2 separate regions of the Homo sapiens genome follow, and region 1 is linked to region 2. Evidence: chromatin contacts called from ENCODE Hi-C or POLR2A ChIA-PET data. All regions are on one chromosome and are shown on one strand. The core of a region is the stretch at or near the end of the contact, and the rest is flanking DNA. Distances in the headings are between cores, read along the strand shown.

Region 1 (3,886 bases), core at 251-2,750, 150 kb after region 2:
AGGAGGGAATTTAATTTTTCTTTGGTGTGCCAGAAAAGGTAGTAGTCTGTACCAAAGGGGGTATATTGAAAGGATATGCACACTTTTGGAATTGTTTGCAAGACTAAAGATCTAGGCTTTGAAAACAGGCAGAGAATGGGAAGCTGGGCTGCCATGAGCACAGCCAAGTTCCCACGCAGGGTGTTATGAGGTCATCACCAGCAGAGCCAATGCCACACGGCTCTGCCTTCTGCAACTAACCTCCAGCAGACCCTGCATCCTTGCATGACTCCCTGAAAATGCCAAATCTTAATGCAAGCATCTTATTTTCCAAGCAAATAAAGAGTAAAGAATAAGATGTATCTGCCCCTCTCTTTGGTTTTATCAAGGGTCTCTGGGACCTACCTCTCTCTAAAACTCTCCCAACAATGTAACATTTCCATTAAATAAGAAGAGTGCTCAGTGACAAACGGCAACCACACTTGGATAGTTCAACTCCATATTTTGCCTGATTCGTAAACAAGAGCCCCAACCTGCCTTTCCATTTGCTTGGGTTTAGCAAATGGATTTGCTTCTGATTTTTGAGTGCTTCGAGTTAGCTTAGCACTTTGCAAAGTGTGTAAGGGAGGGATGCTCCCCAGAGAAGAGGCCGCCTGACTTCTGAAGAGGGAGTGAGCAGCAGCATTCACGAGCTGAGAAGCAGAGGAGACAACAAATGCCCTCTTCTACTCGCCTCAGCTGAAGCAGGGTGCCCAATTTCAGGTGCCCCCTCGTGTCAGGAAATGAAGTAAATCAATGACTGAGAGGGCTCTAGGCTGGCTGGCTGGAGGACTGGAGTTTCATATGCACTGCCTTCAGCTGGCTGATGGGTTCTATTCCAGAAAGGAGTTATTCAGCCTAGACTGGGGAGACAAAAAAGCAAATTCAATGGAGGTTCATAAAACTTATGAAGCATATGCAGAAAAGTACCTCAGCAACTCACTCCTGGGCCTTGTCCCATAAATAACACAAGGACAAAGCGGTGAGGAAAATGAAACTGGAGACTGGGGGGGAAAGATCTCTTTTTCACAAAAAGGAGTTTAGGTGATGATCTCTCCTGCAGCAGGCAGTGGTTGCCAGAGCACATGGGACGGTGGCAGGGCTTCAGAGAGGTCCATTTCATTTTAACATTTTTACCACTTTTGGTATTTGTAGGTATGCAGTACTGGCACTTCTTGATTTAGGATGTAGTTGTATGTTTATTAGAAGAGGAAGAACTCAGAGGGAGATTATTTCCCAGGTGCAGGAGCAGTTCATGACTACCATATTCACTTCTCCATTTCACCCATGCTCTCTCCATAAGACCATCACCACTTTGGGTGAAGAAATATCCAAATTTCTTTTCTCTGGGAAATCTCTAGCAGATGTGGACACAGCAAAGAGGAGCCTGAATGCTCCGTCACATCTTGGCAGACATAGAGTTCTTGTTTGCTGATGGCTAAAGGATGTGCGTGTGCTGTTTCCATTGCTCTTGCCAAGCTACACCGAGGGATGCGCAGGGGAGCGTCAAACTCCAGGCTGCAACTGCCTAAAACCCTGCCCCTTTTCTTCCTCCCGTAAACTGAGGACTGAAGCCAGAAGGGTTCGGGTGAGAAACAACAATTACCTTGGGATGCATTGATCAAGAACTTTTTTCTGAAGGGCCAGGAACAAGCAAATAGTACTGCAGATGGTCTCTCTCTGGTCATTTTCACAGCTTTAGATCAAATCACTTTTGGCCAAAATGATGGAGCAAGAACTGCTCTGAAATCACAGTTACAGAGAGAGTAGTATTTGATTTGTATGACAAATAGAGCCAGGAAGAAACTGGAGGGTGTGACCAAGAAAAAAAAAAAAGCCAGGACAAGAAATCAGGCCAAGTAAGAGCAGAACTAAGCCCAGCCAGATCTAGAGACACAAGTGGCCCATCTGCTTCCTCACAATAGATTGCTTCAGTTTAAATTTTTTAAGAAACAAAAGATATAGGAGACTAGATGCCATAATTTAAGACAAAGCTGTAGCTAGAAAGGCCAATTCTACAGAGAACTAGACTGTATATTGTTTTCATTATCTGCTCATACATCCTCTGTTTTCACATAAAATCTAGTGCCCATTTCAAAAAGGAGAAATGTATATGCATTCACTAGCCCATTGTTACGGAAGCTATTTGTATCAGTTAGAAATGTATTCTGCTACAAATAACAGAAAACCTGACTTCTAGGGCCTTAAATAGACAAGAATGTATACGTATTGGTCTTATGCAAGCAGCAGTCTGGGGTTCAGCAGTCTTAGCAACAGCTCAGAGACTTAACTGACAGCAGGGCTCCAGCTCTGCTCTTCTTTCTGCACCACAAGCCTTGTATTTTAGGCCTCCATCCTCGTGCTTACTGCTTCATGTTTCCAAAATAGCTGCTGCACCTTCAGTCATCACATGTACATCCAGGCAAGAAGAAAAGAAAGAAATTGAAAGGCGTAACATTTGTATTCAGAATGCAAATAATTTTCCAAAAATCCCTTAGAAGCATTCTACTTACAACTCAGTGATCAGAATGTTGTCGCATGGCTACTCTTAGCTATGAAAGAGTCTGAGAGGTGTACCCTTTTAGCTGGACATACTGCCAACCCTTAACAAAATCACCATTCTATTACTAAAGTGAAAATATATATTGGAGAGACAACTGGCAAGTCCACCACAACAGCTGAGCTGACCATACCACACACAACTACAAGCAGCAGCCAAAACAACGAGCCTGCCATTCAGTGCAAGTGTTGTCATCTACAGGACAGCTGTGTGAAGAACACGGGCACTTTATGTTAATGTATTATACAAATGTATAATGCTCATATGTTTGTATGTGGGTTAGATTTGTCAGTAGTTCAGTTTTTCAAACCTATAAAATGGATCTAAGCAGAGTTGGAATTATTTGGTGCAGAGAACAGGCAAATAACGCTCCTTAAAATGTGGGATGTGCAGCTAATTTAAGTTTTCTCCTCAGCTGCCCATAGCCTACCACTTGTGATTATTTGATCCCATAATTACCCAATTTCCAGTTCCATTCAAAGGAATGGTTATGGAACAACATAATAGCTCTTGGAGTTCCTGGCCACAGGACTGTATCACAGGTCTGAAATGCTATCAAAGTTAGTCTTTCTCTACCTCCAACTGTTGATACAGGCTCTAAGATCACCCAGCATTTATCATACATCAAGTTAAATGTCACTTTCTCAGAAGGCCATCCCTGGCCACCTTCCCTAACACATTCGATGCTTCCTTGTCCTCATTTATTTTCCTTCATGGTGCTTCTATACATGTATTTCTTACGTGTCTAAAAGCTCGATGACAGCAGGTGCTCTGCCAGTACTCTCCTGTGCCCAGAGCAGTGCCTGGCATACAGAAGATGCTAAATGTATGTCAGTTCAATGATTTTTTAAGCAAACATTTGTTGAGTTATTATTAGGCATGATTCAAAATGCTTTGACCATTTTAATTCATTTAAACCTTACAGCAATCATATAAGTCAAATGCTGTCATCCTGTTTTTCAGATGAAAACATTGAGGCTTAAAGAGGTTAAGATTGTACAGTAAATCACAGAGCTGGGGTTCAAATTCAGACAGTGGCTCCAGCGCTGTGATGTTAGCCACTGTGTTATTCTGCATCCATATTGTGGAAGTTTCCACAACACAATGGGTTGGATTGCAGCCGTCTACTCTTCCTGACACATTAACATAGGAACTTATTATAGTTCTCCAGTTCTGCAGTTATGTTTACCTATTAATCTTTTTCTCCTTTCTCTGACCTCACTCTCCTACCACTTGTCCTGACCTCAGATCTCCTTCAAAGCTTCATTAATTGGGCACAAAACAGGCACTGATAAAGATTTTTAAATG
Region 2 (3,405 bases), core at 503-3,002:
GGTGTTAAACCAGCCTTTAGGAAAACTAATACAAGATGGATTTTGAATGTCTGAGGGAACATTTTTGGAAGAGTCATTATTAAACTTCAAAGAGAATCAGCCTTATCAGCAGTGATAATAGAAATATATTGGCTTTTCTGAAGATAGATCTTGGGTGTCTCGTTTATGAGCCAGCCATGGCTGGACTTTTATCAAGTCTGTCAACTCGAAACCAAGTTCTTAACCCAAGGCCTGAATGCTGCCAAGATGAAGCCATGTCTGAACAAGGCAATAACATCCCCTCTTATTCCAAAGTGCCTCTCTTGTAAAACTCAAACTTATCAAGAGGCTTTGGATTCCTCTCTCAGTTCCTTGTCTTAACAGGGGAATACATCCCATGTCTAACCAGAATGTTTGTTGCTTCTGGAGTCAAACATATGCGCCTCCTAGGCACAGCCATTAACGTGGGTGTTTCTTGGATGGCTCAGACAACCAGAGTTTGGATTTTAATGGCTCTTTTCACCTCTCTTCTCCCTGAGGCCATCTATCTAGGAGAAATCTCACCTATGTATGAGAGGCAGAAAAAGGAGAAATACTGAAATAATTGCATTTTTATCATAAGCAGACCTATTATGAAGTTATGTGGCAGGAAGAGACCCAAAACAATGGATACAATTTGACTTATCCACCATTCCAGTGGGTGACTAAGAAGTGACTCTAGTTGCCATCTTCCCACAAAGGTCTAAGAGACCTCTTCATCCTCTTTCCCCCATTCAGTATATATATGTTTTCTGGAAATCTGTGCCAGTAAATGTCCAGTGGAGTATTTTGGTTTTGCTTTCTAAAGACTAACCTGGAATGAATAAAGTTCCTCTGTTAAGAAATGGAGAAAACAGATGTTTTAAGTCATCTTTTTAGGGGACCAAGGGCAGTGCCTCTGCCGGCCTGAATCTAAGTCTTTTTTGGCTTTTGGGAGGAGTCAAATGGGCCTGGCAAGTTTTGCAAGGGAAATCTCAGAGGTCATCCAGACCTGAAGTGTAGGTAAGGAGACCCTGGTTTAGCACAAGGTGGAGTCAAGTTCTAGTTCCGCTATTAAGTGTGTCACATGAAGCAGGTCACTTATAAATACCTCTCTGAGGTTTAGTATGCTCATATGTAAAAAGCAAATAATATCTTTCCAAAGTAATCATCCTCAAATGCAAGTCTCACTGTGTCTTTCCCTTGCTTAAAACCAGACACCTGGCCCTTCCTACCTAGTCTAACCTCATTCTCATCACTTAGTCCTCCTCTTGCTGCCTCTCATGCAAGAACACACCAGCAATATTGGATAGCATGCTGTTTCACACCTCTGCTCCTTTGCACATGCTGTTCCAGCCCCCAAGAGGCCTTGCCTCCTTCCCTCCTTCCCTCAAAAAAAAAAAAAGAAAAGAAAAAGAAAAAAACCCACCTGGAACAGGAAAAACATTTGTTCCCCTTTGGAAACTCAGTTCAGATATCACTTTCTATTTGAAACTTTCCCTGAACACTCCTCTACACACCCCTCCCCAGCCCCAACACAAACACACAGCTACTTCTTTGAGTCTCAGACTGTGCCTTGTTCTCATCTGCCCATGATCCAGGTGGGCCTCTCTAATTTGTACAAAGGCTGTGACTAGGCTGGCAGTGGCCCTGGAGGAGTAAGAGTCTTTGGGGACAGGAAAGCAGCCAGAGCGTGTGTGTCACACTGGAAGTCCGGAAGGGAAATGCCTGGAGAGCCAGTTGTCCCTCTGCAGGGGAAGGGCACGATGTGGAGAGGGCGGGCAGGGAAGGCTGCCAAGAAGCCCTCCGTGGTGTTAGAAGTGCATGTCTGGGGCTTAACTGAGATGGACTTGTAACGTGGGAGGGACTCCACACTCTTGTGGAGGATAATTGAGAACAAGGAGGATTATGCAATTTGAAAACATCGAATTCCAGAAAACGTGATGATTCTTGACAGTGACCCACTTCACTTGTACCCATCTGGCTTTATCCTCCAGTTCTGCCTGTCTTGAGCCTGAGTCACTCCTCGTCAAACGCAGTCATTCTGTCTGTTCCCAGTAAGGAATAAGACCAAACCTGCTGGCTGGTTGGAGGATCTGTCCTTTCTGCCAGCTCTCCCTCTCGCCATCTTCCTGGCTCTTTACTGCTTTCCTCTGTCCCTCCATCACTGCTCTTATTTCCTTCCCTCCTGCTATTTTTCCTTCTTATCTGGCTGTTTCAGGGGCTCTCTCCTCCTCCCCGCCACTCCACACAAACCTCATTCAGGACTCCCAGCCTTTCCTGCATCTCCTTTCTTGGGCTTTTTCAGCCCTTTAATTCATTCCTCTTAATATTTATTAATACAAACACCTCATTTTCACCTTCAATGTTTTTTTCTTTCTATTTTCTGGCATCTTTTGGTTCTTCTCTGCTACCCGATTTTCCATCTTTTTAGACAAGCATTCATTAAGCACCTACTGTATTCTGGGCAGTATGCTGAGTGCTAGTGAAGAAAAGATGTATAAGCCTATTGCCTGTATATACTAGGGCAATCATCCAGAGGAAATGGGGGCTGATGCCTCCAGCATCCCCCACCCACCATAGCTTTAATGCTCAAGGCAACGTGCTCCTCATCCTCTGCATCACAATCCAGAGTTGCAAAAGATTCCTGGCCCGCTGTGACAAAGGTGGGACAACACTGTCTTAAAGCCCCTAGCAGAGGTGCCAGGTAAGATATACCAGGCCAGCAGCTAGCAACACCTCTCTCCCCAACCCTCTCACTCTTCCTAGGGTGAAGGAGGACAAGTTGAGATAATGAGGATTCTGAACCTCTTTTATTTCCACTCTGCAGTTCTGCAAGGGTTGGCCCCTCCTGGTTTCATAAAAAACACCTCCACTGACATTAAGAGTGGCTTGAAAATTAACATATACAACTAGTATTTTGCACACCAGAAAAAGAAAGCTTTTCAGCTTTGGGTGGGCTTAGAAATGTGGTTGGGAAGACACTAACTGAAAAACACCAAGGGAAAGCGGAACACTCTAGGACAGTGGTTCTCACACTTTGGTCAGTGTCAGAATCACTAGGGGAAGCTGCAAAAACACAGGGACTGTGCCCTATACTACTTCAAAGGCCTGAGTCACTGTGGGCTCCACTAGATCCCCAGGTGATTCTGATACACACCAACATTTAAGGACTGCTGCTGGAGAATGCGTCTGTCTCATCTTCTGCAGAGGATGGCCCTAACACCCAGCTATTCCATTCTACTCTTGCCTACTGAAGGCTTTTTGTCTGCATGACCTCCACCCTCAAGTATAGGTGGACTTTTCCACTAGAGGGCCAAGAAAAAGGCTAATCCTGCAAGGCCAATCTTCATGCCACAGCTTTTAAAAAATCATTTCCGCCCTCTTGCTGATTTCTCTGCAGCTCTG

What was found. A loop is a pair of places that touch in the nucleus more often than their neighbours do. ChIA-PET counts read pairs that join two places held with the same protein, here RNA polymerase II (POLR2A). Pooled maps may share reads with other maps.
Region 1: a map of heart left ventricle shows a loop between it and region 2 (1.8-fold over the local background). The contact joins two enhancer-like sites. A Hi-C loop is called at or near these places in 1 of 168 maps with a recorded cell type or tissue (heart left ventricle), 2 of 37 single-sample maps with no recorded cell type and 3 of 50 pooled maps. POLR2A ChIA-PET finds 5 or more read pairs at or near these places in 5 of 52 experiments (MCF 10A, OCI-LY7, T-cell and 2 more).

The regions. Positions count from the first base shown.
Region 1 is chr3:143,149,119-143,153,004 of GRCh38, reverse strand. No RefSeq gene overlaps it. Among named protein-coding and RNA genes, the nearest start is that of CHST2, 31 kb to the right of the region's middle. Within about 2 kb of position 1,500, at least 2 of the 41 ENCODE cell types and tissues checked have a DNase peak (open chromatin) inside an H3K27ac peak, as active enhancers do.
Region 2 is chr3:143,301,371-143,304,775 of GRCh38, reverse strand. The region is part of intron 14 of SLC9A9 (solute carrier family 9 member A9); the gene reads left to right. Among named protein-coding and RNA genes, the nearest start is that of SLC9A9-AS1, 39 kb to the left of the region's middle. Within about 2 kb of position 1,752, at least 10 of the 41 ENCODE cell types and tissues checked have a DNase peak (open chromatin) inside an H3K27ac peak, as active enhancers do.